2 separate regions of the Homo sapiens genome follow, and region 1 is linked to region 2. A link is an interaction called in ENCODE POLR2A ChIA-PET data of the cell type or tissue named here. Cell type or tissue: endothelial cell of umbilical vein. All regions are shown on one strand. Links, peaks and the distances in the headings refer to the core of each region. The heading gives the core; the rest is flanking DNA.

What was found. Peaks named below come from ENCODE experiments on the same cell type or tissue, not always from the same donor. Only the 100,000 strongest peaks of a DNase experiment are listed, where the experiment ranks them.
Region 1: POLR2A ChIA-PET joins it to region 2 with 10 read pairs; 3 of 35 experiments call an interaction of 5 or more read pairs at or near these places.

The regions. Positions count from the first base shown.
Region 1 is chr5:61,123,731-61,140,295 of GRCh38, forward strand. The region is part of intron 3 of NDUFAF2 (NADH:ubiquinone oxidoreductase complex assembly factor 2); the gene reads left to right. Among named protein-coding and RNA genes, the nearest start is that of SMIM15-AS1, 30 kb to the right of the region's middle. In endothelial cell of umbilical vein, for the core only: no CTCF peak of the experiment used is centred there; no DNase peak of the experiment used is centred there.
Region 2 is chr5:61,313,784-61,330,348 of GRCh38, forward strand. LOC105378994 (a long non-coding RNA gene) reads right to left here. Exons shown (of 2, transcript XR_007058781.1): 2 at 7,711-8,004. Among named protein-coding and RNA genes, the nearest start is that of ZSWIM6, 10 kb to the right of the region's middle. RefSeq lists an enhancer at 16,565. In endothelial cell of umbilical vein, for the core only: no CTCF peak of the experiment used is centred there; DNase peaks (open chromatin) are centred at 5,958 and 9,378; H3K27ac peaks cover 2,502 bases.

The DNA of each region.
Region 1 (16,565 bases), core at 4,831-12,830, 190 kb before region 2:
AAACAAGTTTATTACAATTAGCAATGAAGGTGTAAATGTGAATCTAATTAGTCATTTGGCTTAGCCTGTTTCCAGGCTGATGTCTTCTTTATGTGTTTAACCTTTATAAACATATTGTATGAGAATGAATTTTAAAAAGAAGAAAATTATGAAATATGCCATATGATCTGACCCTGTTATTTTAGGTATTTTTTAAATAAAGGGACTCTTTGTATGTAGAAAAAAGACTGGAAGGAAACATAAATACAAAATTATAATAATTATTTGGGTGGTGAGTTGATTTTTATTTTGTTGTTTATGCGTTTTTGTATTTTATGAATTTGCTACATAAAGGGAACATTTTTCTTTAATCAGAACAATATTTAAGTTTTAAAAAGGAAATTAAGAATGCTAGCTGAATAGTTTCTTTTTCTCAGTAACTGACTGACAGATGGTGCAAAGGACATGACAAAGAAGAGGCCCATCATAATAACTACCTCATTTCAATTCAGCAAATATTTATAAAGTGCTGTTGTGCTCTTTTTATCAGATAATTAATGCTTTTTGTCTTTAACATGATTGTTTATATAAATTCATTTTTACTCTTTACTTTTTTCCATTATTCTTTATATACTTAATTTCTATACCTACTTCTTTGAATGGGTATTGTTTCTAGTTTCTAAAGATTTTTATTCAAATGTCAGATTATGGAAAGATTTCTATTTTGGACATATTACTCTCATGATGGTTCTCAAATTTTATTTTTATTATAACTTATAAATCTTTCATCTTAAAATTTCTCTTAGTTACTAATATTTCTCATCTTTGATCTAGACTGTCTAGTCCTGTGTTTTCCAGTAAAATATCTACTGTATTGTACATGTAGCTATTACAATTTATTTAAAATTAAAATTAAAAATTTAGTTTCTTGGTCACCCTACCACATTGAAATGTTCAGTAGCGATGTAGCTAGTGGCTACCATATTGCACAGTACAAATTAGAACATTTCCATTCATCACTGTGTTCAATTGGATAGTATTCCTTTAGCCTCACAGTACTTTTTAATTCTAAACTTTCTTTTCATTGTACATTAGTTCGTTTTCACATTGCTATAAAGAACTACTGAGACTGGGTAATTTATAAAGAAAAGAGGTTTAATGGACGCACAGTTCCCCATAGCTGGGGAGGCCTCAGGAAACTTAACAATCATGACAGAAGGCAAAGGGGAAATAAGGCACATCTTAGATGGTAGCAGGAGAGAGAGCAAGGAGGGAAGTACTATACTTTTAAACCACCAGATTTTGTGAGAACTCACTCACAATCATGAGAACAGCATGGGGAAATCCATCCCCATGATCCAATCACCTCCTACCAGATCCCTCCCCTGACACCTGAGGATTACAATTGAACATCAGATTTGCATGGGTACACAGTGCCACACACTGTGTCACATTGTTTCTGTATTTCTTTTTTCTACATTCCCTTTCATACTGTATTCAATTTTTTAATGGAAAATGTTAATTTCTACTCAAATAATTGTTACCATTTCCTCTCCTAAATTCTTGGATGCTTTGTAGTTTCCATCACTGAATATTGTCAGCTCTTTTCTTATGCACTGTATTTTTTTTTATCATGGCAAAGAAATTGAAATTGTGGTTCTAATAGCATCTCTAGAAGAATACAGTGGCAGGCTCTGGAAGGGAGAAGTAGGTAGCTGGGCATGTGTAAGGGGGAGTGTTACTTTTTATCTCAAAATCTTTTGCATCATTCACATTTCATGCCATGTGCCTATAGTTCTTATTTTAAAAAGAATAATTTTTTCAAGTCCATCGAATTCAAGGTCCACATCAATAACTTGGCCTTAATGTTTAGGTGGTCCCACAAATAAATTTAAAATAGAATAAAATCTACATTTAAAACTGTGTATTGACAAGGCAGATGGTTTAAAGAAATAGAGATTCCCACATCTTCAGATCAAAGTAATTAAATTCATTCCCCAAAATGAAAGGTAAGCCTGTTGCCAGTTGGATATTAAGTATGACAGTGTTATATATTTAAAATTTAGAAATGACTGCTTTTATTTGTTATAGGCCAAGTCTTTTGATTTTGATTACCTAAATAATCTTGGATAACTTTAAAGCCTGGCTACCATAGTAATAAATAACCTACACAATATAAAACAGTAATACAGCTCAATGTATTCTGCACTAAGTGTGCCCCAAGTCCTATGCATCCAATCATATTGTTAGCATAGAAATTCAATTATACAGAAAGAGAAATAATACAGTAGTACCAAAGGAAAGATCCATTTCTGAGGGAAGGTGTGGAAAGATCTTCTGCTTAAAATAAGTGTCATAAATCTAGGTATTTGCTTAACTTGATTTCTTTTTTATTTAAAAAAATATGTTTTTCTTTCATTCGTTTTCAAAGTATGAAAAACATTTGGGTTAAAAATTGATTGCTTTTCATCTTTAATGTATGAAGTTCTTGCTATGTAGTAATAAAATTAAATGTTTTCTGATTTGCACAACTGGATATAAGGTGAAATGTTGAAAGGAAAATAAAGTTTTTGTGACAGGTCCTGTCTTCAAACTGTTTCTAGCTTTTCTATAATTATCTGTTTTGACAATGTCTCTTCTTAAAACAAGAAAAAGGTTTATTTTAGTGAGGATTAATAAGCATAAGTTTTCAGTAATTGTCTCCTTCACAAAGTCAAACTAATTGTATGACGGATTAGCACCAAGTTACATGGCAGTTTATCATAAAAACATTTCATTATGTATGTGTTCGTTGAAAATAATCTCACTAATAAGATTTTCTGTAGAATGATTTCCACACTTTAATTACCAAATTGATGTTGTTATCAGTAAATTTACATCACATTGTGATTTAAATGTAATAATTTTTAAAAGTCAGTACGTATTTTCACACCAGAATAATACTTGCTAACAAAATTTATTTGCGTATTGGCAAAATACTTACATGTAATAAGTCCAGTGACATATTCAGGGAAGATTAATACATTCCATGGATTCACCTAAGAAAACATCACAGTTGCCTCTGAATTTAAGAAGGAAAAGCACTACTGAAGCAGATAGAGACACAAAAAAACCCTTCAAAAAAATCAATGAATCCAGGAGCTGGTTTTTTGAAAAGATCAACAAAATTGACAGACCACTAGCAAGACTAATGAAGAAAAGAGAGAAGAATCAAATAAACACAATAAAAAATAATAAAGGGGATATCACCACCGATCCCACAGAAATACAAACTACCATCAGAGAATACTATAAACACCTCTACGCAAATAAACTAGAAAATCTAGAAGAAATGGATAAATGCCTCAACACATACACCCTCCCAAGACTAAACCAGGAAGAAGTTGAATCTCTGAATAGACCAATAACAGGCTCTGAAATTGAGGCAATAATTAATAGCTTACCGACCAAAAACAGTCCAGGACCAGACAGATTCACAGCCGAATTCTACCAGAGGTACAAGAAGGAGCTGGTACCATTCCTTCTGAAACTATTCCAATCAATAGAAAAAGAAGGAATCCTCCCTAACTCATTTTATGAGGCCAGCATCATCCTGATACCAAAGCCGGACAGAGACAAAACAAAAAAAGACAATTTTACACCAATATCCCTGATGAACATTGATGCAAAAATCCTCAATAAAATACTGGCAAACTGAATCAAGCAGCACATCAAAAAGCTTATCCACCATGATCAAGTGGGCTTCATCCCTGGGATGCAAGGCTGGTTCAACATAAATCAATACACATAATCCAGCATACAAACAGAACCAATGACAAAACCCACATGATTATCTCAATAGATGCAGAAAAGGCCTTCAACAAAATTCAACAAATTTTGAATTAGGTATTCAATAAATACCTCTCAATACATTAGGTATTGATGGGACGTATCTCAAAATAATAAGAGCTATTTATGACAAACCCACAGCCAATATCATACTGAATGGGCAAAAACTGGAAGCATTCCCTTTGAAAACTGGCACAAGACAGGGATGCCTTCTCTCACCACTCCTATTCAACATAGTGTTGGAAGTTCTGGCCAGGGCAATCAGACAGGAGAAAGAAATAAAGGGTATTCAGTTAGGAAAAGAGGAAGTCAAATTGTCCCTGTTTGCAGATGACATGATTGTATATCTAGAAAACCCCATTGTCTCAGCCCAAAATCTCCTTAAGCTGATAAGCAGCTTCATCAGCAAAGTCTCAGGATATAAAATCAATGTGCGAAAATCACAAGCATTCTTATACACCAATAACAGACAAACAGAGGGCCAAATCATGAGTGAACTCCCATTCGCAATTGCTTCAAAGAGAATAAAATAGCTAGGAATCCAACTTACAAGGGATGTGAAGGACCTCTTCAAGGAGAACTACAAACCACTGCTCAATGAAATAAAAGAAGACACAAACAAATGGAAGAACATTCCATGCTTATGGATAGGAAGAATCAATATCATGAAAATGGCCATACTGCCCAAGGTAATTTATAGATTCAATGCCATCCCCATCAAGCTACCAATGACTTTCTTCACAGAATTGGAAAAAAACTACTTTAAAGTTCATATGGAACCAAAAAAGAGCCCACATTATGAAGTCAATCCTAAGCTAAAAGAACAAAGCTGGAGGCATCACGCTACCTGACTTCAAACTATACTACAAGGCTACAGTAACCAAAACAGCATGGTACTGGTACCAAAACAGAGATATAGACCAACGGAACAGAACAGAGCCCTCAGAAATAATACCACACATCTACAACTATCTGATCTTTGATGAACCTGACAAAAACAAGAAATGGGGAAAGGTTTCCCTATTTAACAAATGGTGCTGGGAAAACTGGCTAGCCATATGTAGAGAGCTGAAACTGGATTCCTTCCTTACACCTTATACAAAAATTAATTCAAGATGGATTAAAGACTTAAATGTTAGACCTAAAACCACAAAAACCCTACAAGAAAACCTAGGCAATACCATTCAGGACATAGGCATGGGCAAGGACCTCATGTCTAAAACACAAAAAGCAATGGCAACAAAAGCCAAAATTGACAAATGGGATCTAATTAAACTAAAGAGCTTCTGCACAGCAAAAGAAACTACCATCAGAGTGAACAGGCAACCTACAGAATGGGAGAAAACTTTTGCAATCTACTCAACTGACAAAGGGCTAGTATCCAGAATGTACAAAGAACTCAAACAAATTTACAAGAAAAAAACAACCCCATCAAAAAGTGGGCAAAGTATATGAACAGACACTTCTCAAAAGAAGACATTTATGCAGCCAACAGACACATGAAAAAGTGCTCATCATCACTGGCCATCAGAGAAATGCAAATCAAAACCACAGTGAGATATTATCACACCAGTTAGAATGGCGATCATTAAAAAGTCAGGAAACAACAGGCGCTGGAGAGGATGTGGAGAAATAGAACAGTTTTACACTGTTGGTGGGACTGTAAACTAGTTCAACCATTGTGGAAGACAGTGTGGGGATTCCTCAGGGATCTAGAACTAGAAATACCATTTGACCCAGCCATCCCATTACTGGTATATACCCAAAGAATTATAAATCATGCTACTATAAAGACACATGGACATGTATGTTTATTGCAGCACTATTCACAATAACAAAGACTTGGAACCAACCCAAATGTCCAACAATGATAGACTGGATTAAGAAAATGTGGCACATATACACCATGGAATACTATGCAGCCATAAAATATGATGAGTTCATGTCCTTTTTAGGGACATGGATGAAACTGGAAGCCATCATTCTCAGCAAACTATTGCAAGGACAAAAAACCAAACACCACATGTTCTCACTCATAGGTGGGAATTGAACAATGAGAACACTTGGACACAGGAAGGGGAACATCACACAATGGGGCCTGTTGTGGGGTAGGGGGAGGGGGGAGGGATAGCATTAGGAGATATACCTAATGTAAATGATGGGTTAATGGGTGCAGCACACCAGCATGGCACATGTATACATATGTAACAAACCTGCACGTTGTACACATGTACCCTAGAACTTAAAGTATAATAAAAAAGGAAAAGTACTTATAAGTAAAAAATAATAGTAGAAAATAAATGCTATTATCATACACTATGCAAATAAAACCCAGCTTTTTGTTCAACCTAGGCATGTTAAAAAGACTTTCTAATTCTAATATTACAAGTATCCTTGAGAAAATTTTCCAGATAAGAGCTGTTCTAATTCCTGCCACACTTAAAAGATAACTTAGTATAAAAGAAAAGAAACATTCTCAAGAATTATTCTAGAAAACATTCATCTAATCTGAATACCACGAAGCTTTTTATTGCCAGAATGCAAAGGAACCAACCTTGATGTCTTTTAAAAAAATGGTTTTACCTAGCAAATGGTAAGACAAACTTTTAGTTTGTATCTTTAACTGGTACTTTTCAAGGAATTGACTATCACTGTTGCTGAAACTTGTACTTAAATATGTAACACAAATATCACTTTCCTTGAAATGAGTTATGAATTGCCATCCCAGAGGATATCAGTAGAACCCAGGGTACAAGTTCCCAACTTTTGGGGTGCTCTGGCATCACAAGACTCTTCCTAAATTTGTTGTATGGCATGTAATTCATTTTGAAAAGGGAACAGTAGATTTTGAAACCATCAAAATTCTTGAGAAACAGGATTTGGATGCACTCTTGGTTATCATGAAAGCAACATTACAGGTTATTGAACCGGAAGAATTTCCCCAGAGATCTTATATAACTTGCCTGACTCACTTGCCATATTGCAGTGTTCAGTCAAGCCCAGTCCAAGATTTTCTGACAAGTCTGGTTCAGCAATGCCTGACTTGATGTGTTTTTTCGGAGAAGGAGTCAATGAGATTTACCTTCCCTCCCTCTAAATTACTTCTTATAGTGAAGGGTTTGTTTGATTCCCTTAATATTCATTTGATCTCTGAGAAGGAACATTGTTCCAGGGAAAACTAGCAGTAGGCCCCAAAAAGGAAGACTCTAAAATTTATTCAACAAATAACTTATAAATGCCTATTCTGTGTTAGATGTTGGAGATATAGAGGAGAATCTGCAGATGGCCAAGGGAGTTTATGCTCCAGTGAGAAAGACAGACACATAACAATACGAAACAGTACCAGAAATGGGACATTACAAATGTGAAAACAGGTTCAACCTTCTTTAGGCTGAAAACTGAAGGATAAAAAAGGAATACACGAGAGAGTAGCATGACACTAAAGCCAGATACTATGATGAAAAGATTGACAAATTTGACAACATAAGAAGTTTCTACTTTTTGATAGTTAAAATCCTAGACAAAGTTAAGCCAAAGACTGAGGGGAAAAGTTTTAAAATACAGAATAAAGACTTCTCTTTTTTGTATTGACAAAGTTGTGGGGAAACAGGTATTCTCATTCACCATAGATACAGGTGTAAGTTGATGTTAACTTTTTTTTCTTTTTTTTTTTTTTGAGGCAGGGTCTCACTTTCTTTCCCAGGCTGGAGTGCAGTGGAAAGATCATAGCTAACAGTAACCTCAAACTCCTAGGCTCAAGCAATTCATCCTCTTCAGCCTGGCACAGGCCACCACGCCCAGCTAATTGTGTTGTTTTTTTGGGGGGTTTTTTGGTTTGTTTTTTATGTTTGTTGTAGAGACAGGGTCTCACTTTGTTGCCCAAAATGGATGTTAACTCTTTAGAGAGCAATTTTCCAAATATATGAGAAACTTTTAATGCAGCAATTCCAGTTCTGAGAAGGTATCCTAAAGAATGAATGGCAAATGTATACAAATTTTATACAAGAATGTTGTTTGTAGTATTGTAAAATATGAACCATTCTAAACATTCATCTATAGGGGATTGAACGAATAAATTACAATGGAATACTAACTAGTATGCAGCCATTATGAAGGATAATGTACACCTATATATATTGACACAAAAAAGATGTCTGAAAAATATTGAGTGAAAAGCAGTTTATGGAATAGTATTCGTAGTATATATTTTATCTATAATTATAAACATGTAAATGGGATACACTATATTTATATTATAAACACATGTATATGCAGGGGGAAGTCTATAATGATTAGACTTTTTAACAGTGGATATGAAATTATGAGATATTTTCTATTTTGTAGATTTCTGTTGTTTACATTTCTGTATTTTTTTCAAGATGTATTACTTTTGCAGCTAAAAGAACAGTGATTTCCATTTTAAGAAAGAGAAAAGAACATTCTGAAGGAGCTTTTAAAAGTTCTGCTTTTCCCCTTGGCAAATATGTACTCCCACACTATTTCAAGTTTCTTGTTTCTTTGCTAAACCAAAATGGCAAGCGGATTAAATGAGAAGTATATGGCAACACAGCCAGTCACCTATTTACTTACATTCACTAGCTGTGTGATTTGTCTATTTATAGTTTGTTTCTTCCTACTAGAATCTAAGCTTCATGAAAGCAGGACTGTGTTTTGGTCCCTGCCATCTCTCGAGGATTTAGAACAGTACCTGGCTCAGAGTTCATGCTCAATAATATTGAGTGATTGTGTACATGAATAAGTGAAAGAAAGAGGGCTTCAGCCTAGGTCTTTTGGTGGGTTCCTTCTTTACCCTTGATTCTCCGTCTCCTTTGTTCTTATTTCCCAGTGATCTTTTTGCTTCCCTCCCCCACCTCCTTTGAGAATTCTCACCTCAATTTGTTTCTTCATATTGCTGTCTCCATCACTGCTGGAACATCGCTGAGCCTCTCTTTTTCTCCTGACACCAAACTTAAAGGAAGCCTGTCTCCTGGGCTACCACTGATACCCACTTGTACTTACACCTGATGGCCCAACCCTTAGAATTCACTCTACAACCCTAATTAGTAGTCTAGCCTTTTCAGTTTCTCTTAGCAGAAGAGATGTTAGTGTGGTTCCTCCCTTTTACCTTTCCTTCCTTCCCATAATGTTATTTCAACTGGTTTCATCAGCTGCTGCTCTGCTTGGGAATTCTACTCCCTTCTCAGTATAGTTGTTTCGAGTAGTAACTGCTTGTTAGTGCTATTCACATTGCCTGAAGTGGATTTTATTGTTATTGCTGCTGTAGTGTTTGTGGTTTATCTGACTGCTGTACTTCTAGTTGGCCACAAGGTCACATTTTCCAAATTCCTGCTACTGTATCACTTTATATCCTAGGTTATCCTCTTAATCCCACCTTCTCCAATCCCATAATAAGAAGGGAAAAGCTTGCACTGTCTTCATAATGGTGGCGGGGGTGGGGGCAATAGAGTCCTGAGATCCATTTTAAGTAAGGGGCACTTGCCTATCTGCCTTCCCACAGTATCCTTGCCTCTTTTGAGAAACAACACCAGTAGTCCTTCTGAGATGTAAGCAACCTCTTTCCAAGTTTTGGTCAGTCACAGGCACTATGGATGATGTATTGTAACCCATCATATTTGTATTTGTTATTGTAGTTGTGCTACGCTGTGGGTAAATTCCTTAATGTGTACTAGACAGGGAATATAACCACCATTATAGCACTATTTCTTTGGGGAAAAAAAAGTGTTTTGGGTCCAAAATAGTTGGTTGACTTTAACTTTCTTACCTTAAGCTATTCCTAAGTTAGGAAGTCCTTATATGAGTGGTGATATATTTTAAGCCACATACTTGGTGATTGATAGGTGGCAGGTACACAAAGAAAAATAGAGAAATATTTTTTCTTACTTAATTTTCAAAAGTAGTAAACCGAGTCATTTTACCACATTGATGTTTTTAAACTAGTATAAATTTCCAAGAATATAAATAAGTTTGTATCTATCTTTTCTCAATTTTCAGCGTTACAAAGGGAAGGGGTATAAGCAATTTAAAAAAAGGACTTCCTTTATTAATGATGGAATATGATATATTCTTGATTAGCTATTTAAGTTTACATTTGGATTTATAATACAACTGCACTATACAAAGTCAGATTATCAGTCAACAGTGATTGCCCTCTCAGATGGTCTACTAAAAAGGAAACCAATTAACAGTGAGTAAACACAGACAGAGCCACATTCATTCATTTCGCAAATATGTGTTAAGCACCGATTATGTGCTAGACATTGTTGTAGGCCCTGAATTGTGGGAGACAGAAAGGCATAAAGGGCAGGCAAAAACCTATTTTCATACAGCCAGCATAATACATACACTTTTACCCTCTGCCCTAGCAATCTAAGTTCTAGTAGAAATCTACTAAAAATTATCTGGTGAAAATACGTAATTTGGCATAATTTATAGGGCTATTTGTAATAGTAGTAGTAAATACGTCATAGTAAAAGAGCAGAAACAACCCAAATATCTATTAGTAAGCCATGATATAGCTACACAATGGAGTCCTATGAGGCTAAAAAGGAGTGATGAAAATATCCTTCTATAGAATGTTCGTGATATATTGTCAAGTAAAAAAAGTAAGATGAAAAACAGTTGATAGTACCTTTTATGTAAGGGTGGAGAAAGAGATGCACATGTATTTGCTTATTTTATAAAGAAAAAATGGGAGGATAAACAGAAAATTAATAAAAATGACAGGTAGAGGGAGGGAACAGAGTAGAAGAGCAAGGATGGAAGCTAGACTTCTTTTATTATATCTGGTATAATTTTGCCTTTGGAACTATATAGATGTTTTACACAATTTCAAAATACATTAATCCCGCCAGGCGCGGTGGCTCACGCCTGTAATCCCAGCACTTTGGGATGCCAAGGCGGACGGGTCACGAGGTCAGGAGATCGAGACCATCCTGGCTAACACAGTGAAACCCCATCTCTACTAAAAATACAAAAAAATTAGCCGGACGTGGTGGCACGTGCCTGTAGTCCCAGCTACTTGGGAGGCTGAGGCAGGAGAATGGCATGAACCCAGGAGGCAGAGCTTGCAGTGAGCTGAGATCGTGCCACTGCACTCCAGCCTGGGTGACAGAGTGAGACTCTGTCTCAAAAAACAAAAACAAAAATTAAAAGAAATTAATTCCCCCCCCAAAATTTTTTTGAATCCCTGAAACAAATAAACGTGTTTATCAAGTAGATAGCAGAATCACACAGGAAAAAATGATTTCACATGACTTTAAGACATTGTACATCAGTGAGTGTATTCATTATTTATCCTTTTTTAAAATTTTAAAAAATGTTTGTCTTACTCTTCTTACTATCATTCCCAATTCAGTGAGTATATTCCAAGGACAAAAAGAAAGGAATACAAAGAAATCCTCAACTATATTTAATAATTTTCTTAGCAGTAATATTGGCATTTTTATTTTACACACATATTTAAAATAAATATATTAATATTCTCAGGAACCAAAGCTTATAGCATAAAAGAAATTAAATAAAAACCTACAATATTAAATTTGAATTGGAAATGTCATTATGAACTAATGACATATTTTTTCTGAAAAAAAAAAAAGCATATTTCCTACTTCGGTCCACTGGAAAGACCTAACAGCAATGACAGTCCAGTAGCAATTAACATCTCATCTCAGACTATGAACTTTTTACCATTTTCTATTCTAAGGAGCCAGGGCTCCTTAGAGAAATAGCTGATGTCAAGTCTCGGGCAGGAAATGTACAAGGAGAGTCTAGGACATCTTTTTACACCAGAGAGCAAAGAAACCAAGAAGATTATGTCAAAAGGATATAGGAGCCAACTGGAAGGGGCTCCCACTGGCCAAAGATGGGTCAAGTTTGAGCATCAAAAATAGAAATACTAACCAAAACAATTGATTGAAACATTCAAATATATAAATATGAGTTCATTATATTAAAACATATTAATTGGTCATGTGTGATCTCTGGACCAGAAGCATCAGAATCACCTAGTAACTTGTTAGATGTGCACATCAGGGGCCCTATCCTCAGTTATTGAATCACAAGGTAGAGCCCATCAATCTGTGTTTTAATAAGTTTCCAGGTGATTCTAAAGCATACCGAAGTTTGAGAACCACTGCTCTGGATATAATTGCCAGTTTACATGAAATACAAGGGTAAAGAAACATGTTAGATGATACCACCAAGGCTGTAATTAGCCAGAATCACGTGGGCAAGGCTACAGAATTAATGACCTTTACTAATAAATCAGTAGGATTGGGGTGGATTGTGTATTTTTAGCTGCTGGCCTTCTCAAACTAAGTGGATATAGGAGCTTGAGGGTCTCACCATTTGGAATGCAGATTTTTACTTAGCCATCTTCCACTATCCCCATTTACAGTGTGGCACTTCAACCTAGCCCTCTTCTTGGTCCCTACATCTAAGCCTGTCTTTATATATATATATATATATATATATATATATATATATCTAGGGTGGATTGCTTTTTTTCTCACCAGTATCCCTGTTTGCAAACATTTAGGATTGTTCCTTTTCTACTCTGCTGAATTATTTGTTGTTCTATTTATTTCCATCTTTTTATGTTGTCATTTGCTATTTTAGATGACACTCTGTTTATCAAAAAAGGGCTTTGAGTTTTTCTAATCTTGGTATCTCTTTTATTTAAGGGGTAGGTTTTCAAAAGGAGTAGGGGAAATTTTGGGACTCTTGAACTGGAAAGTCTGTTTCCCAATTTGATTTGACCATACAACTTTTTGGCATGTCAAGCACCTTTTAATTTCCTGGAAAGCTAGTGTGATCTATGGAAGACTTATTTGGGAAGTGTTTCCTCTCTCTCCAGTACAGTCTGCATCTGCCTCCATAACCTCCTTCAAACTTCTCTCTCAAGGTCACCAAATACCTCTTTAATGCTAAGTCCGTTGAATATGTCTCAATTCTAACCCCACCTGCATTTCATAGAGTTAACTGCCTCCCGTCTTGAATTTCCTTCCCCTTGTGGCTTCTTTACTTAATTTTGTGTTCCCTTCAAACCAGGATCTGAGACAAGGATTTGGATACAAGTAACTTATTTGCAAGGCCACTTCTAAAAGCATTAGAGTTGAACAGTAAGAAAGGGAAAAAAAGAAAGTCACTAAAAGGTGCCTTAATAAGCTGGTTAAATGCTGTGGGCAAACGAGCTCAGTTTTGCCAGCAGCCCTCTGAGAGACTGCGGAACACATCACAGAGTTGTTCCATTGAAGAGCAAGGAAGCTGGGGTATTTATCCACCAATTTCTCACTAAGGCTCACTCCTGGGGAGTGTTAATAACTCCCTGGTATTTTCATCCTGCCCATTATATAAGGTGAATATGGTCCTCAGACCAAGAACTGCAGAAGTTTGAAGTAAGAAACAAGCTTCATCTAAATAAGCTATTTAGAAAGCTACAGAGTAAGCTGAGAGAATATGGATGAGGCATCAATATTTACTACTTTTACCAATGCCGTTTTTATTATCCCCTCACTTTCTAGACCATTCTTTCTCAACATGTTGTTGGTTCCTGTTTTTCCCTTACCTCTTAAATTTTGGTGGTCCACATGAAGTATCTGTTCTTGACCTTTGGCTCTTCTTCTCTACTATTTCTCTGGACAATCTCATCCTTGTCTTGGCTTCAGCCACTACATATACTTCCAGATTTCCAGCACTGGCCTCTCTCTTGAGCTAGACCCATGGAGTCATTTATTCATTCAACAAATTATTTTTCAACACTTACATAATATGCTAAACTTGATGCCTGGAATGTTAACAGTGAACTATACATATTCCTGGCCCTTGGAGTTTATATTCTAGTCAAGCCATATAAACAAATACATAAATAATAAGGATTATGAGATATGATAAGTGCTACAAAGTAAACTGGGTGTTGTTCTTATGTCTGGTTGGAAAGATCACTTTACATAGATTAGCCAGGGAAGTTCTCTTTAAGTTATTGGTCTTCCCTGAAGTATGAGATTTAGCTAGCCATGTGAAGAACTGAAAGAAAAAGACTTTCCAGCAGAGAGCTAAAAGAGGCCAAGTGAAATACAGTGTGTTTAAAGAACAAAGAAGCTAGTGAGGTTGAAGTATAATAACCAAAGCAGAAAATGACATGAAATGAGATTGGAGAGGTCGGCAGCAATTGGGTCATTTGGAGCCTTGTTGTGTTCTTCAGAAGCAGACATTGAGATAAAAGGTATTTATTAGGCATCCTTATGAAAGGAAGAGGAAGAAAATAGGAATGGACAGAGGACAAAGTCGAAATGTGATGTAGGCCCAACAAAGCTTCAGCCAATTTAGTAGGAAGCTCTGGAGCAAGTATTGCCCATCAGAGTCTTTGTACATCTGGTTGAAATAGCTGGGCCTTTATGGCCCTGCCTGCCTGCCTTATTCAGTTACTGGATGTGGGCTGCTCTGGAAAACCATTAGAAAGGTGGCTACAAGCTGTGGCACATGCTAAAATTGTTGACAGCTGCAGACTGTCTGCTCACAGCATTCACTGCAGCTGGGAAGCAAGTCCTTCCTTGAAGAAGGGCTTATCCAAATATCTCCATATTTGCCACAGGCAAGTTTGGATTTTGTTGCAAGGACCCATTTAAAGGGTTGTTAGTGAGAAGTGGCATGAAAGGTCACTCTGATTTCTATGTGGACATTAGATCATAGAGGACCAAGGAGACTTATTAGGAGTCCAAGCAAGAAATGCTATTGGCCATAGAGATAAAGAGAAATGCACAATTCAAGATAAATTTTGAAGGAAGAATTGATAAAATTTAGTGCTAGGTAAATGTAGGAGGTAAAGAAAAATAGGAATCATTTAAGTAAATGTATACAGTTGCGTAAGGGAAGGTGATTTAGCTGCTGCTGGCTAAAGTGCTTCTTCCCACCATGAGGACATCCCAGTAACAGCCTCCTCCCCCCCAGATCGTGCCCACTGGTGTGCATTTGATATGTCACAGAGACTACTTTGAGAGTATAGTAATTAACTTTTAGGACTTCCGGTTAGCTGGAAGGCTCCTCTCTATGTTCATGAAGTAGGGTGTTGCCTTGGAGCTTGCTTTTATCTTAGCATGTGAGGAAAGGGAGACCAGGCCCTATTGAAACAAGGCAAACCTTCTAGGGGTCAGGGAAACACTGTAGTCAGGCAGCAGGATACCTGTATGCAAAGCCATGTGTGTGGCTTGCTGAGAACTGTGCAAAGAGTAATAAGTAGTAGAAGGAAAATATGGTGGAGGCAGAAACTTGTTTCAAGTGTAGTCTAATTGTATGGCCTTAAGTTAGCCCTCTGAGCCTAAGGCATCTTTGGACATATTTAATTTAACATGTTTGTTAGACATCCACCTCCACCCAGATAGTTGGCTATATTATTCTGGAGCTTGGGGAGCAGTCAGGCTTGAAATGAATTTGAGCTTCTTCAGCATATGTAGACAATATTTAAACTTGGGATAAGAAATGATTACTTTGAGAGAGAATACAGATACTCCTTAACTTACCATGAGGTTATATCCCGATAAACCCATTGTTAAATCAAAAATACATTTAATACACCTAACTTACCAAATTCATAGCTTAGCCTAGTCGACCTTAAACCTGCTCAGGACACTTACATTAGCCTGCAGTTGGGCAAAATCATCTAGTAACACAGTACACTGTAGAGTGTGGATTGTCTACCCTTGTGATCAAAGTGATGACTGGGAGCTGCTGCTCAATGCCACCACCTAGCATGATGAGAAGGTATTGTATGGCATATCACTAGCCTGGGAAGAGATCAGAATTCAGAATTTGAAAATACAGTTTCAACTGAAGGCATGTCGCTTTTGCACTGTCATAAGTTGAATCATTGTAAGTCAGGGACCGTCTGTATAGTAAAAAAGAGGGCTAGAATTGAGTCCTTGAAGCATTTCAGTGTTCTGAAGTTTGGCCAAGAAGGAGCTAACAGTTTGATAAAAAGATATTTGGATATTTTACAGACAACTTAAATTTGGTATGTTTAAAGCAGAACTCTTTTTCTGTTTCCTACCATGGTTAATGGCATTATCTGTTGATAGCGACAGGAGGCAGCCAAATGCCTAGGCTAATAGGGGCGGGTCCCTGGTGAAACCCCACCTTCAAGCCAAAAACAGCCTGGAGGCTGAAAGACCAGGCTGCTGGTCCCAGATGAAACCTGCAACCCAGAGTGAGAACTTATGTTCCTGTTTGCCTGCCCTTTCCTGATTAATTTTTTTTGAATAATGCCTTTTAACAATTGAATGTTGCCTTTTCCAATACTCCCTACAGCCTGTCCCTTTCCCATTCTGAGCCCATAAAAGGCTCCTGACTCAGCCATATTAGGGGTACTTTCCCACTTTCGGATAGGGGGACCACCCCTACATCCCCTCTCCACTGAAAGCTGTTTCATCACTCAGGAAAACTCCCTGCCTTGTACACTCTTCGAATGTTAGCACATCCTCATTCTTCTTAGGTGCAGGACAAGAACTCAGGAACCAGTGTGTAAGCCAGACTTGGCCCAAGTGGGCCGAGTAGGTGGGCTGTCTCCTGCAGCAGGTAGCGTGGTCAAGCAAGGCCTGGGCAGGGCATCGCCAGCCAGAGTTCCTCAGCTTGCAAAGTGTCACTGTCATCACTGATTAGAAACAGGGATTGTCCTCATCTCCTTCACCTCTACATATTGGTGACTAAGACCTTTTTCCTATTGAATATCTTAACAATCTTTTTTT
Region 2 (16,565 bases), core at 5,535-13,534:
AGTCTGGGCGACAGAGCAAGACTCTGTCTCAAAAAAAAAAAAAAAAAAACAGTCAGGATACAGAAAAAATTTCTATCTCCGTATACTTTTATGAGGGAGCTTACAAGGCTCATCTGGATTATTTGAAGGCAGGATACTTCAAAGGAAGCAAAAATATGCTATTTTCAGATTTAACTTAGATTTCTAAAAATTCTGTGCAACTCTCTTATGTGGGTATGTGACACACCAGTAAATAGGGTGCATGTGACCCTGGCAGGGTGAGCTAAGAAAGTTGGATTCCTTGAAGGAAATAACTTTCTGTGATATCATGACTGGCGGGGGACTGCTGGTGGGGGATGACTGGCAGAGGATGTGCAGGTGCAGCTGGATGGAAGCCCTTGGCATTGGGGCTCCTGTCATGCATCCAAATCCCCAGTGCCCCTATTCCTCCACCCAGGTCATTCCTGCTCATGATATCAGTACTCTGACTCACAAGTAGCCTGCAGCAGCTGAAAGGAAATGATGTGGCAACTGTGTCTGAAGTCTGGTTAAATGCTGGAGACAGAAAAGAAAATCCATTTGAAAATATGTTGCTGTATTTTACAAAAAGGCTGTGCAAGATTTAAAAAGTATGTTTAGCATTCCAAGTATTTTCCCTTCTGTGTCTTCAGAGACCATCTCTGAGAGTGATGTTTTGTTTATTTAACATTTAATCAAAAGAGATGTGGACCCCACCAGCTTTTGAACAACAGATTCAGTAGCACTGCCTCTTGCATTAAGTTTGAAGAGAAACTTCAACCACACAGAGAATTTGATGTCTGTAATATGCACTAAAAGATCAGCTGGTCTAACTTTACAGGGCTAATAAAAGGGAAAAGTTTTCCTGTGCTCAGGTCTTTTATGAATTATAAATAACCATTCACTTTGGAAGATAGCACATCATAAAATTTTTTTACAAATATGCACAAATCCATTTTAAGATCCAAGGAAAAAGATGTTCAAAAGTCTCAGATGTACTCAGTTTTGATTTCGTAGGGAAACATGTTCTTTTACCATATGGATGCTTTTAAGGGGGCCTTCAGCTGGGGCTCAATAATGACACCCCAGTGGCTAAATAAGGGATTTCTTTCCTTCTAACATTATTTCTCTGTTATTAAAGGTGGAAAAACCTTCCACAAATAGCATACTATTAGAGTGCTTTAGGGGGTATCCTGGGAATCAAGGTTATGTGTCTGCTCCAGAAGTACTGTCTGTAATTATCATTCCTCCGTGGTTCTGAGGATGCAGTCTTGGTGTTTTCATTAATTTTTTCATTCTACAAGTCTGGAGTGTGTGTCTGCTCTTGATATTCAATATTTCACAGTAGGAATTTTGTTATTGTTGCTGTTTTTAGGGTCACAGATCTCTCCCCTCTCTTTTCCTCTCATAATAACCATTTCCTGGCTTCTTTTGCCCACTAAAATAAAAAGGTATGAAAGGCCAGATTTGAAAAGAAAAAGAATTCAGATATGACATTTTTCCAATTCCAGCCTTCATCTTCCCTCTTTATAATCTGCTAGTATGAGCATTAAAAAATAGAGCATTCAGATCTACCAAACACCTGAAGAGGGTTCATGGGTCAGAAGAGCACATAGATTTCCTCCCAGCACTTTGTTATCAGTATTTTCAAATATGCACCACATTAAAAGAATTTTACAGTGAACACCTATATGCCCATGATCTAGTTGTAGATTCTGCTATTAATACTTGACTCTTCTTGCTTTATCACATATTTATACAGCCCTCCTCCATTAATTCATCTTATTTTTTCATGTGTTTAAAAGTAAATTATAGGCATCCACCAATTTCTACTTAAAAACTTCAGTTTGATATTTACTTTTTTCATTTGATATGAAATTTACAGATTTTAAACTGTAAACACTAAGTGTCCAGTTTCGGAGTTTTGACAAATATATCCCTGTGTGCCCAAACCCTTACTGAGATATAAAATATTGTCATCACCTGGGAAGGTCCCTCATTTATCTTTCCTGTCAATCCCTGTTCCTAATCCCTTTCCCAAACCCAGAGGCAACCACTGTTTTGATTTTTTTCACCACAGATTAGCTTTGTCTATTCCATAATTTCATATGAATGGGTCAAATAGGATGAATTCTTTGTGTAAGACTTCTTTCACTCAGCATAATCTTTTTGAGATTTGTTGACGTTATTGTGTGAACAGTAGTAGCTCATTCTTTTATACTGCTAAGTAGTATTCCATTGTATGACTAAACCACAGTTTGCACACTTATTTTCTCTCTCTCTCTCTCTCTCTCTCTCTATCTTTGAGATGGAGCTTCACTCTGTTGCCCAGGGTGGAGTGCAGTGGCGTGATCTCAGGTCACTGCAAGCGGGTTCAAGCGATTCTCTTGCCTCAGCCTCTTGAGTAGCTGGGATTACGGGCACTCACCACCACACTCGGCTATTTTCTGCATTTTTAGTAGAGACAGGGTTTTCACCAGGTTGGCCAGGCTGGTCTTGAACTCCTGACTTCAAGTGATCCGCCTGCATTGGCCTCCCAAAGTGCTGGGATTACAGCAGTGAGCCACCGTGCCCGGCCCCTGTGCATTCGTTCTCTTCTTGATGGATACCTGGGCTGTATTCAGTTTTTGACTATTACTTATAGAGCTGCTATGAACACTCTTATACAAGTATTTTGATAAACATATGTTTTCATTTCCCTTAGGAAAAGACCTACTTATGTAATTGCAGGATCACAGCTAGTATATATTTAGTTTCTGAAGAAAATGCTATTTATTTTTCCAAAGTTGATGTACCATTTTATGTTCATATCAACAATGTATGGGAGTCCCAGTTGCTCCCCATCTTTGCTGACATTTAGTGTATTCAGTCTTTATATTTTAAGCCATCCTGGCAGTAGTGATACTTCAGGTTTTAATTTGCATTTTCCTAATGACTAAAGATATTGAGCACGTTGTCATGTGCTTATCTGCCATTTATATATCTTCTTTGGTAGAGTGTCTTCCATCCATTCAAAAAATGTTTTCTCTTTATTAATAAGTGGGAGTCCTTTACATATCCTGGATATCAGTCCTCTGTCAAGTTTATGTTTTGTAAATAATTTCTTCCAGTCTATGTCTTGACTATTCATTTTTTAATGGTCTCTTTTCATGAGAGGTTTTTTATTTTGCTTAAATCTAATTTATCAATTTTTTTGTGGTTATTGCTCTAGGTGGCCTAAACAAAGCACATTGATATTAATAAATGGTGTTCACAAAATGTGTTGTAGGCTCAAGATAATCCAAAGCTTCACTGTGGTCACTGTAACAGAAGTATTTCCCTAAAGAAACTTCCATGTCCGTACATACTGGGAACAACTGAGGAAAACCTGGTGATCTGTTTACACTCTCAAGAGCATCCCAGAGAATGAATACAACTCTAGACCTCCCTTTTCACTTTGTTTTATAGTAAGAAGCTTTCTGTTTTGACGGCTGGAAGGAGTCGCCACAGGCAAAACTACCTGGTCATGGCCTTGTTCTGGAATCAAGTCAGCCTTTGTGCTTATAAGCAGGATAAAGTAGATTATTTTAATAATTCATTTTTAATCCATATTTTAATAAGCATATGTTATTGAGATCATACTTAAAATAGTTTAATATATGGCATGAATGAATAAAAATAGACTCCCCAGAAGCTTTAAAAACATTCAAAGAAAGAAATCCACAGAGAGACCCAGGTGTCAGTGATGACATGGGGCAAAATTAAGAGCAGATTGAAAGTGGGAATCGTCTGCTATGAAGAAAGTAGGACTTGGGAAAATAGAGCTCTACTGAAGGAATACAACGATTCTTTAGTGTTGTTTTTAGGCTACACATTGAAGGGTTTCCCAAGATTTTACCCTGGTCTCTTTGCCAACTGCTCTGCTTGTCAGTGAAGCTGTTTGATTTCTCTCTTTGTTTCTTGTTCGAACCAAAAGGACACTCAATACAGACATGACATTTTGAAAACTAAACTCACATCTTTTTCACCCTAACTTCATTGTTGTTTTGGCCTACTTTCTCTTAGACACTTTCTTGAGGGTTCAGGCTGAATGTGGTCTTTCAAACTTTCAAACTCCCTTGAGTACCTCTTTCTGTGATTCCATTCCTAGTGATCATTAATGGTCTGCAACTGCTTCTTTATTTGTGGGGTATCTCGGGCCTTTTGCTTCTTCGGTTTTCTACTTTTTATCATTAAAAATCCCCCCCCCCCTTTATTCGAGACTGATTTAGGAAAAGAAAGGGATGAAACTTAAATGAATGAACTGCTGTTTGATTGCAGGTTAAAATTAGTGGCCAAGTTTTTGTTTGTTGTTGATCTAGTAGACTTTTATAAACCAAAACTAACTGTATGATTCTCATTGGAAGTTATGTTGAAATATGAGATATGAAGAGAGTACCAATTCACAAAGCCCTGGACTGTTCTAACCCTAGGGAATACTTGATGGTGGCTGTGTGGGTGTGCCTGCCAGGCTGGGAAAGGATCTAGCGTAATGGTGAGTTTTGTAACACACCAGCCCAGGTCCAACTGCTTGAGTAGGAAGAGTAGAGGTAGGTGGTTAGTTTTGTGGCCTCCCGGATCTGTTCCTGAAGAAAGCAGATAAGTTCAGGAAGGGAGAAGTCTAGGTTCTAAGTTAGAAATGTCAAGTAGGACTTCGAGGCCTCTGAAATAAAGATGTGTCCTAAGTAACTAACACACAAACATGATGGAAGTAATCATACGGGAGAAACGAGTGGGGTTAAAATCACAGGGCCACATGACAAATTATGTCTGGCTATGCCAGTGGGTTAAATCACTTCCTAAGATGTTGCCAACAGCACAAATATCTGTATTTAGCATCACATGCAACCAAAGAATTAACCAAACATACTCTCCAAGTTTCTTCCCCTTTGGAATAGTAATTCCTGCTATTACAGTGTTTCCACTAAGGCACTGGAGGATCCAGGGCAAAGTCTAATTGTGGTGGGTTCCACTGGCCTGCAGTGTGGGCAGCATTAAGCGGGTACCCGAATGTGGTGGGGGAGGACTGTGAAGCTCTATTTTCTGTGCAGCTCTTCGGGAAGTCCTGTTGCCAGCCCTCCTCAAACATCATTTTCTGCTCATGAATATTATCTTTTATACCAATAGAGGTGGGAGGGGGAACTACCCAGAATTCAGTCTCAAAATCTTTTATCCTTTTCTCTCATTTACTTCAAAATGTATATAAAGTAAAATGCAGCACCCACCAAAAACCATTTCAGCCTGAAACTAAACGCAAGCTCTTTAGCTTGACTATGGGGTCCTTCATGGGCAGAAGGGTTGGATAGAGGAAATGAATTATAGGGGGATGCTTTGCTTTGATTACTACCAGAGTTTAGCAGGAACATCTGGCTTATTTGCAGTTAGATTTTCTGCAGGGAGGGTTCAGCCATTGCTACCATAGCTCTTAGTACCATAAGGTTTATCTGAATCTCTGAATATCTATGCTCTTGCAAGATCCAAATTTCCCTTAAAGTTGATATTTGTCTTTCATTTGTTTCCTAATTAGCATTCAGATTTCAGCCCAAGAGTGCACTGCCAGAGGCATAACACCTCCCTTGGTGGGGACCTTTGTTGGCAGCATTCTAAAATGAATTCATAGGACTGTTCTCTGATTTTCAACTTTGCTTTTGATACAAGGTCTGTGAATGTTTAGTTGACAATACGTGTGCGCCTCTCTCATTTCCTGTTTTTAAGGGCTGCACTTAATTTATTTGAAAGGGTGGAATATTTTAAATTACAATTCAGCAGTTTTACTAAGGAAGGCTGTAAAACACAATGAGCAAGGAGTTTTACTTCCTCCTTCCAACTGCTACTCCCTGTTTTGAAATCTTGATGTCCTCCAATCAATGGGAATGACTTTAACTTACACTGTAACATTTTTAACAGCAACCACGCCATGGCTGGAGCTGCAGAGGGGCATGGGATTCCTGCACACTGTAATTCCATTTTTCCAGACGCCTTATTAGTACACGGAATGCGTCTGCCTGTGCTTGATATTGTTCTATCTTGTTAAGTCCCCTCCCCCAGGCAGAGCATTTGGATTGGTTAAGGAATACAGTCGCTTAGCCAATCAAGTGAAACCTTTCTCCTGCAACCCTAGCAACACCTGTCATTGACAAATGTTAAGAGAAAACCCCTGACAAACCCAACCAGCCCTTGAAAATGGTCCCTGTCAAGGGCAAGTAGGGCTACTCCTACCCACAGAGCACTTTCTGTGGCCAGAGGAGTTAGTGGTTTGTATCAGACCTGCAAAAACAGAACCTGGATGTGGCTGCAGGTGCTTGAGTCTAGGGCCCTATTCCGATCTGCTGTCAATTTCAGCGAAACTGACTTTTGTTAGCCAAAGCCGGTGTTGGAGCTTGGGGTTGTGGGGGGTGGGTGGTTGTCTATGGTGGGGTGGCAGCCGGGTAGTGTGCTCATATTCTCCCATACCAACCAGACCCCCATACCCACCAGAATATTTTCAGTGGCTGGAGGAAGAGTTCACATACAACTTCGGCTCCAGGGTCACACTTCTGTCACTGATGCTAATTTGTTTTGCAGGGCATGGCAAGAGGAGAATTTTCTGAGGGCAGCAAGATACCTGGCTATGTCCCCAGTGGCGCCTTTCCAAGACTTCTGGCTACACATCTTTCACCTCCCAGCCTCGTGCTGAACACTGTTGGGGTGCAGTTGGCCTGCCTGCCTCACCCGTGGGCATATTGGGACACTCCTGTCAGGGTGTAGTTAGACCTAAAAGAGCTCTCACCCCTCTCAGGGAGGCTTCATGACTGAGGAATCTGAAGGCAGATCTGGCAGAAGCTGGGAAGGGGAAGGGAATGGAGAGTAAGAAGGGGGACCTGCCAAAAACATGCACAGACAGTTCGTAGGCAAATGCATGTTCCCACAAAAGACATAATAGCTGTGTGTGTATGATACCCTGCTGAAGTCCCCTTATATGATCATTCCAGTTAGTCTAGCCACCTTGAAAACATATTTCAAACCCTGGTTGAGTAATCCATTGTGCCATGATTAGCTGTTAATGAAGCTGAAAATATCTAAATCATCCAACAAGTAATCTGAATTAATTTTTTATGATTACCACTTCTAGACAAGCTGGTGTCAGGACAAAGAAAGACCTGGGCATACAGACAGAGACATTCACACATGCAGATAAAACGTGTACACACAAGCATGCACACAGATAAACTTAGGCCAGAGGAGCAAAGGAGGAACAAGGGGGAAAAAGTAAAAGGGGAACTTTAAAGACAGTCCATGAATTGAACAGTGTGAAATCTTGTGTCAGACCTGTAAAAACAGAACCTGGATGTGGATGCTAGGGCTTGAGTCTAGGGCCCTACTCTGATCTGCCACCATTTCAGTGAAACTGACTTTTGTTAGTCAAAGCGAGTGTTGGAGCTGGGAGTGGGGGTCTGTGGTGGGACTCTTCAATTCACGGACTCTCCTTAGTGAAGTTCATTTGGTCCTCTCCAATCCCCAGCGTCCCTTTTCCTCCTAGCACCATCCTTCAAGGCCTGTCCTGAATTTAATTTTCCACCGGAGGTTGGCACATAGCTTAAGGCATCCCTTGGGAGCATAAACTGGTAATGACTTGAAATCTTAACCCCTAAAAGGATATTGATATTTTTTCAAAAGGTGCTCAGGAAGGTGTAAAAGAATTAAATCTCTAATGGCTGACTTGTAAATTGGGATTATCTTTATTCTGGAGACTTAGCTTTGCTCAAACATACTTTTTGGGTACAGATCTCCTCTGGGCATTCCTAAGGCCAGAATTACAGGCAAGAAAAAGTGGTCCTGGAGAGGAGGGTGGGTTGCAGTGGGGAGAGATCCATCAGATGGGTGCTCGGTAGGAGGATAGATACTGAAGAGGTGCGGGAGAGGCCAGAAGGCTGAACTTCCACATGGAGACAAACTAGAAGCTGGTTTTATAATCTTCCGTATCTGTCCTTCAGGGAACTTGCAAACTTTCTGGTGGCATGAGATGTAGAATATTACAATACAGATTACATAACAGGTTAAAAGCTGAGTCTTACAATGGTCATATACATGCACACAGGTTCTAGGTTCAAAGTCTCAAAGAAATTAAGTCATTGTGAGAGGATGTAAAATTGTGGACATTTGCCTATTAAGGAGACAAGCAAACTATTTTTTTCCTTTTTCAGATTTTTCAAGTTTTTCAGGTATGTCTGGTCAAGTTTTCTGTGGATATTAGCAACTATCAAGTATGAAGATTATAGAACAACAAAAAAAGCAACATTACATGTTTATGTCTTGCTCTGGAAGTCGAGATTTTTATTTCCTTGTGAAATAGATAATAAAAAAATAAAATTAACAATGTATATACACCATGGTTCTTTGTAACCCGAGTGTCACAAAGAGCTCTATAAAATATCTGAAGTGCTTGAGGTTGCCTAGAGGGAAAAGGTAAAGATTCTCACTACAGAGCTAATAGTTCCTGCTCAACAATTTGAATTTCACTTAAGAATAAACCTGAGAGCCCACATCTGGGAGAGCATGTTTACCTTTAATGTAGCAGTTTGGAGGTGGAGGCATTCCTGGAAGAGAACAATGCCTGATGCATTATAGGCACAAAAATAAAGATTTGTTGATGACACCGAAGCCCTGCCTCCACACCAACATTCTCTCAATTCACAAATACTATCAAAGGAAGAAAACTCTAGAACTCCATTAGAGTGGATATCTCCCCGCTCTTAATCTCCCAGAGATCATTGTTTCCTATTTCCATGGAAACTAGAAGACTTGAAATTGCCAAAACTTGAGAGACACTTGAGATGAAAGCCAGAAAAAAAAAATTAACAAAAGACAAATGTTACAGGCAGCATGTATGACAGTGTGGTAAAGTTTCTGACATTTGTTTGGGAAGATTTTCTTATTTCTTTGCTTGGAAGAATGCAATGATTTCCAGAATGTGGCCATAATAGCTTCACACCATGCTGCTGAATGTTCATCGAGTAGATTTTACTCTTTTCTAGAAAGGAAAGGAAAGACCCATGGGCCTTGGCAGCAATCAAGTGAATGTTAAGCTGTTGGAAATTGCTCTCCTGGCACACCTTGATGTTAACCACAATGAGGAGGCCAGTCTGGCTGAAGTGCCCTTGCTCCCTCCCTTCCATGCAGTGAACAAATATTTATTGAGCACCTACTATTCTCCAGGTAATGTGTCCTACATACAACTAAATGAAAAATTACAACTCAGATAAGAGCCCCTAGGAGAAGTACACGTAACTACTAGAGTGTGTAATAGACAGAACTGACCTGTCAGGGCGGCCAGGCTTTCCTAAGGAAGTGTGATTAAGCCGAGCAGGAGGAAACTAGGCAGTGGTTGTGGGGCCTGGGGAAGGAGAACATTCCAGGGAGCAGGAACTCTTGGGCAAAGGCCTCTGGAGGAAGTGAGTGTTAAAGGAATTGAAAGTAGGCCTGAGTAGCCTGTGTTGGCAGAGCTCCAGAGAGCAAAGGGAATGAACTTGGGGTAAGGCCATTTGGAGAGGTGGGCAGGGACCAGGTCATTCCTAATGCACAGTCTTGAGTCTTGCAGGGCAGGCTTGTTAAGGATTTGGTTTCTAACCCTCCCCTCTCCAGGGTGAACTCAAGCTGTCATAGGAGTGCATGGCATACAGTCCTTGTGTGTGACCTGGGAATGCAGATTTTGTTTCATCTGAAATCTGTCAAAACATTGCCATAGATTTCAGAAGTGAACCACCAAGTTCCAAAGGTTATAATTTCATTAAATGCTTTAAACCTAAATCATGTTCAGTAAATATTATTTTACACATGATGATTCAGTAGGCATCTTGGACTCATCATCACAAATGTCAATTATCATCCTATATTAACCCCTCAGAAGCCAGAGTTTGGTCATCTAATAACTTCTCCATTTTCTGGGACCTAGCTGGAATCTAGGAAGTCTGCAAGAGGCAAAATAAATGTGACAAAGATCGTGTACATTTTAACCAGGTGGGAGATTCTCATTAAGAACTTCGCTGATTTTACTTTACACATAATTGTAGAAATAAGGTTCTCCGGGTTCAGAGGCTACAACATGGGGAGAGCAATAATTCAGAAAGTGAGAAGCGACATTATGGGTGGTTATATGACAATAATTAACAGTAAGAGGGGCTAGGCATGGAGGTACATGCCTGTAGTCTTAGCTACTCAGGAGACTGAGGCAGGAGAATCACTTGAGCCCAGGAGTTTGAGTCCAGCCTCGGCAATACAGCAAGATCGACTCTAAATAAACAACAAAAAAGTGAAAGTAACAGGAAATAGCACAACTGTAAAGGCTGAGACCAACAAACCAAAACAAAACCTAGAACAAACTAAATAAAAAATGGAGGGAAAAGAAGGGAAGGGAAAGAAGGGGAAAGAAGGGAAGGGGAGGGGAGGGAAGTGGGGAGGGAAGGGAAGGGCAAAAGAAATAAAGAGAAAAAGAGAAGAAAAACCAAGCCAGCAATCTGGGTTTTTTGTTATGAACAAGCAACCTTGCGTACCTTAGTAGCTCTTAAGGGCATCATTGTGTTTATAATCAGTCCTTATAATATGCTTAAGAAGTCAAAGAAGTGTGTCATGTTTTAGAAAGATTTCTAGTGTGCAGGGTTAAGCCTGTATTTTTATTTTATTTTGAGACAGAGTCTCACTCAGTCACCCAGAATGGAGTGCAGTGGCGTGATCTCAGCTCACCGCAACCTCTGCCTCCCAGGTTCAAGCCGTCTTGTGCCTCAGCCTCTGGAGTAACTGGGATTACAGGTGCTTGCCACCAAGCCCAGCAAATTTTGTGTATTTTTAATAGAGACAGGGTTTTGCCATGTTGGCCAGGCTGGTCTCAAACTCCGGGCCTCAAATGATCTGCCTGCCTCGGCCTCCCAGAGTGCTGGGATTACAGGTGTGAGCCACCACACATAGCCCCGTTAAGCTTTTAAAAAGATTTTTGGGCCAGGAGCAGTGGCTCATGCCTGTAATCCCAACACTCTGGGAGGCCAAAGCGGGCGGATCACCTGAGGTCGGGAGGTGAAGACCAGCCTGACCAACATGGGGAAACCCCATCTCTACTAAAAATACAAAATTAGCCGGGAATGGTGGCGCATGCCTGTAATCCCAGCTACCTGGGAGGCTGAGACAGGAGAATCGCTTGGACCCCAGAGGCGGAGGTTGTGGGAAGCCGAGATCGCTCCATTGCACTCCAGCCTGGGCAACAAGAACAAAACTCTGTTTCAAAAAAAGAGATGTTTGGTCCTTAAAAAGTACAACTTCAGCTCTTTGGGAAACCTGTCCAATCTGGGTGGTTTTCACAAAAGTTCTGCATAACCATGGTTTTATTGCAACGTGATTCCGTGGGGGTGTGAGTTAATATAGATTTCACGTTGAAAAATGTCTGATACACCAGCTTTTACTGAAACCTCTTCATTTTCACAAGTTATCTAATTCTGGATTTGAACAAAGTCATTGGAAGTGACATTTTTCACATCTGAATTGTCATGATTCCTTTCTTGACAGGGAGTGAATTCTTGAATATTTAAAAATACTGTAGGTGATAAAATGCCGTTAATAAATTTGTTTCAGAATTTGGCTTTCATGTTTAAAATTTTAATTTTCATGTATCTTAAATGCAAATAATCTTTATCTAGGCATAAGGTGCCCCCTAAAGTTACCTGGCTGTCTAGATTTTACATCTTTACTTCCTCCAAATAGGAATGAGAATGAACAAAGTACTATTTGATCACTTTGAAAAATGCTCATTCTATATCCTTACAAAGTGAATTTTGGAATGACATTACTTTCTGTAAATACATCCTTCATACATGTCAGAGCACCTTTTGTCTCCCTAGAGAATATGTCTTAAACCTCTTTTTCTTGTACCATCTCACATTATCAGAGATATCTGCAAGAGAGTGACCTAGTAGGGTGAGGCAATTTTGAGAAAATCATTAATTTTCTAAATTATGATTCTCTATACTAACACTTTTTTAGTGTTTAAAAGTGGGAGTTTTTTCCTAGTTAACACAGGTAAATAAATACTGAAATAAATGTCTTTACATTATCCTATTAAATAGATTAAATAGTATTCTTTTGTTTATCCTGTGACAATCTTAACAAAATAGTTCATAAAAAGTTAGTTATTTAAAAGGGGAAATATTAAGGTTATAAGGAAATGTGGCATTTCCTATTTCTTTTGGCCATCACTGGGTTCTAAGCCTGTTTTGAAGCCTGATGAACCTTCCAGTTTTAAGATGTTTTCATTTAATAAGATCCTCACCATTGCACTTTGCATTGGAGTAACTAACAGAATGATAATAGCCTGGTAACTTTTACTAATATTTAAATGGTATAGAGACTATACGCTAAAATGTTTTTCTTTTCTGAAAATTGACACACGCAAATTATTTAATATTTAATGAAAGCAAATCTCTTTTACTTCTTGAGGGTAGAATTATTGCCCAAATCACAACATTTAAAACAAATTCATTTGTAAGCAATTTTGCCAGCCTGGTTTTTTGGTATATATTGAGATGCAATAATTTATTTTTCAAAATTCCAGCTTGTAACTTTAAAGGCTTCCATCTAAACAGAATACACTGTTCTTAGAAGCAGGTTGGAAAAGATTGGTTGATTGATCAGTGGTTGAATATATTTTCTTATAATTCAGCACATTTTAGAAGGGGACATCTTAAGGAATGAAATAGTGTGGGTTACTGAGTGACAATGTGGTGTGGAATATGATATTTCCCAATTTTGCCTATTCTGAAGAATTATCCAGGGCATGGGTTAAAAAGATAGATTCCAAGCTCCACCCCAGCCCTGCTGAATCAGAATCTCCAGGGGAGAGGTAAAGGAAATGTATATTTTTAACAAGTGCTCAGGGTGATTCTTATGACCTGACAAGTTTGGGAAATACTGGATAATGGAAAAAAATTCTGGCTTTAGAGTGAGACCGACAGAACTTGAATCCTTGCGTGGCCAGATAGCAGCCAAATAACCTTTGGCAAATTTCTCTGAGTCTCAGTTTCTTCGTTTGTTTCTTGTGTAAGAGGCATTAAATGAGTTACTGTTTGTAAAGGACCTAGTATGGTGTCTTTGCCCACTGTCCCAAAATACTAATGGTAAGATATTAGTGGCTTGGCTGGGCACTGTGGCTCACGCCTGTAATCCCAGCACTTTGGGAGGCCGAGGCGGGCAGATCACCTGAGATCAGGAGATCGAGACCATCCTAGCTAACATGGTGAAGCCCTGTCTCTACTAAAAGTACAAAAAATTAGCCAGGCATGGTGGCGGGTGCCTGTAGTCCCAGCTACTCGGGAGGCTGAGGCAGGAGAATGGCGTGAACCTGGGAGGCAGAGCTTGCAGTGAGCTGAGACTGCGCCACTGCACTCCAGCCTCGGCGACAGAGCGAGCTCCTATCTAAAAAAAAAAAAAAAAAAAAAAATTGTGGCTTGATTCTCAAGGATTCAACAAAGTTAAAATGAACCCTCTTCAAAGTTGGAGTAATGGTTTAAATTTTTCAGTTCTGGTTGATCATTCCCTGCTTACCTCTTCCTTTGCACAAGAATCTATTCCATGGAAATGACTGACCAGGAAGACTCTTTTGGCACTTTCTCCTGTTACTGGACATTTTTCACTGATGAAGTATCATCTATTCTCCCTCATTCTTCGCTCTTTTTAGCCATACAGAGTGAGATGCTCTCTCACTGCACAAGAGGGGAGAATGCCTGGTTCATAGGTTAACTATGCTGTTTTAGGCTTTTATTCTCCTCTAAACAAATTATATTCCAGGGAACATAATTGGCTTCGACTACAGTATTAAAAAATATGTCCCAGTATGAAAAAGAGAATGGAAATGAATATAACTTTGTGTCCATCTTCAAATGACTTGAAATTCCTTAGATCTAATTTAATTTCCATGTCTTGGAATCTTCCTACTAATGGCAAATTATTGTCTTAATTAGCTGAGATGACTAGCAATAATGATGAGGCAATGCCATTTTCTCCTGCAGGCCTCCTAAGCGCAGGACCCTGTGAAGTTCTTGTCACCAAAGGGTAGTTTTCAAACTTTAGTGTAAAGATGACTCATGTGGGGAGCCGCTACATGTGTTAATTTCCGTTTCCCAGCTCCAAAGTTGTGTGCATTTTGCCCTGGGGCACTCTAGGGGTCTCTCTTTGAAAACCACTGCTCCAGGAATTTGGTAAACCGCTACCGAATTTAATTCAAAAATTTCATTTCTAAGTTAAAGGAGGGTGGAGGAGCCATAAGAGATCTCTGGCTAGGACTCCACTGCCCTTCTCAAATAAATTCCTTTGCCATTCATCTGTCCATCAACCTATCTATGCATCTGACTGCAGTGGGCTGGGTGCTAGATGTGGTGCTCAGGTGGGTGTTGGGTGGGGTTTTCTCACTTCCTTCAGTTCATCAGTTTAGCTACTGGGAGTACTATTTATGAAGTGGGCCAGGGAGCCTAGCTCCTGACCACACTAGTGATGTGGTGTGATGTGATATGAGTCACTGCATATGGGAAGCAGTAGACTTTCTGTACTTTGATTTCCTACCATTGCCTAATGGTAAACACTGGAGGCGGCTCTATCCCTGATTTGGTCCCTGGGGTAGAAGCCTGCTGGAAAAGGGTAATCATAAGTAATTCAGTAATGATTTCTATGAACACCAGGAAAAACACTATAATTACTCAAAAAAATGAGAGATGGCAGAAGCACTAGCCAAAGATGACACACCATCACTCACTTCTCCCTTGGCTCCTGGGTGTAGCTAACCTCTGGGGAGACAGAAACCTTGCAGGACAATGCTGGGCATTCAGGGACTACAGAAATGGACAAGGCATATACCCAACTGTCAGAGAATTTCTAACCAGGGAAGAGAGGAAGAGGAAAAGAGAGAGAGAGAGAGAAAGAGAAAGGACAATGGCTTAGGCAAGTGTAAACATAACTCTGATGCTAGGCAGAATGGTATAAATGTCACAAGAACGATCCAAAGTGTTAAAGGGGCTTGAGGAGAGAGAGATCACACAGCCAGGTGGGTTTTCCCAGAGGAAGTGGCATTTGAGCAAATCCTTGTAGGAAGGGTAGGAATTTGACAAGTTGCAAGGGAAGGGAGAGACATTTCAGGCAGCAGGAACATCTTGAGCAAATGTGTGGGGTGGAGAAGTCCTGTTGGGACATAACAGAATTCCTGCTGGGGAACTGGGAAACGTTCTGTTGGGTTTTAGTGGGAGGCAAGGCTGAAAAGTTGGGTTTGGTCAAGATCAGATCTGAGTTTGGATTTCTCCCAGTAGGCAGCAGAGAGCCATTTACAGGGACTTAAGCAGGAGGGTGACACAATCCGAAATGTACTTTAGGAAGCACAGCAGCTGGGTGGAGGATGATTTGGAGGAGGAAAGGCTATACAGACACACCAGGGAGGAGGCTCCTGCAGAGTGAAGAGGAGGAATAATTGACTGTGAGCAGCCAGAGGGGCTGGGATAGACAATACAAGTCAACTGTGGGAGTTACAGGAAAGAGGCAAAGGCAGAGGAAAAAGCTTGGGGCCCTGGGAACAGGTGGCAACAGTATCAAAAATATAACGAAAGAAGAGAACCTGGATTCTAGGGAAAGGTGGTTCTTTGGGTTTGAGGTGGCCGTGGGCATCCTGGTGGTGATGGAAAAGTGAGCTGGCCACCAGGAAGAAATACGTGAGCCAGAGAGGGAGATGATACTTTAGGAAACGGTTATAGGGTGGGTGGTGGAAACTCTCCAAGTGGTGGATCAAGCAAAATGAAGAGGACCGTGATAGGCTGCAGGGCAGGGTATACATTAAACAGTTTGAAGGAAGATAAACAAAAAAGAGGGAAAAGAGGAGTTGGAGACACTGGAGGGATGGCAGAATTCCGGGAAACTCAGAGAGGGGCCCAGTTCAAGAGGAGGTCAGTAATCAGCGCCAGAGAGTGCAGGGAGGGCCGGCTGGGTCAGGCTGAACTGGTGGCCCCTCATTTGTCTCTGAATTAGAGAGCTTATAATAGATCCCTCCAGCAAACGACGGTGCCTTAAATCCAGTCTCTTGCTCGTTATAATAACGAAAGCTCTAAAAGTTAGGCACCTCCAAAGGTACCTACTTCCCTGTTCAATGTGAATTAATCTCTTCTACTAACAACCCCTATGACCCTGAATGAGTCATTTATCCTGTCTGGGGGCACCAGTTTTGTCATCGCTGACTTTCCAGTTCAGTGATTCTATGTGTTTATGTGTGAAAATGCTTGCTAATCTACACATTATACAAGCCTAAGTCGTATCATGAACTTCTGAAGAGAATAGAGCCCAACTTGTGTTTTACTTTTAAACTTACTGTCTTCTATACCTATGTTTTACACAATTATAAGATTATTCTTATTTTTAAAGAGATCTAGAAATGAAACCCCTGAAAGAGACTTCTCCCTCTACTTGCCCATAAAGATCCTCCAGTTTTCCGCACAGGCTTTTTCCTAGACATGGAGGAAGTGCCCAGAAAAATACTGGACGGATATACAAAAACATAA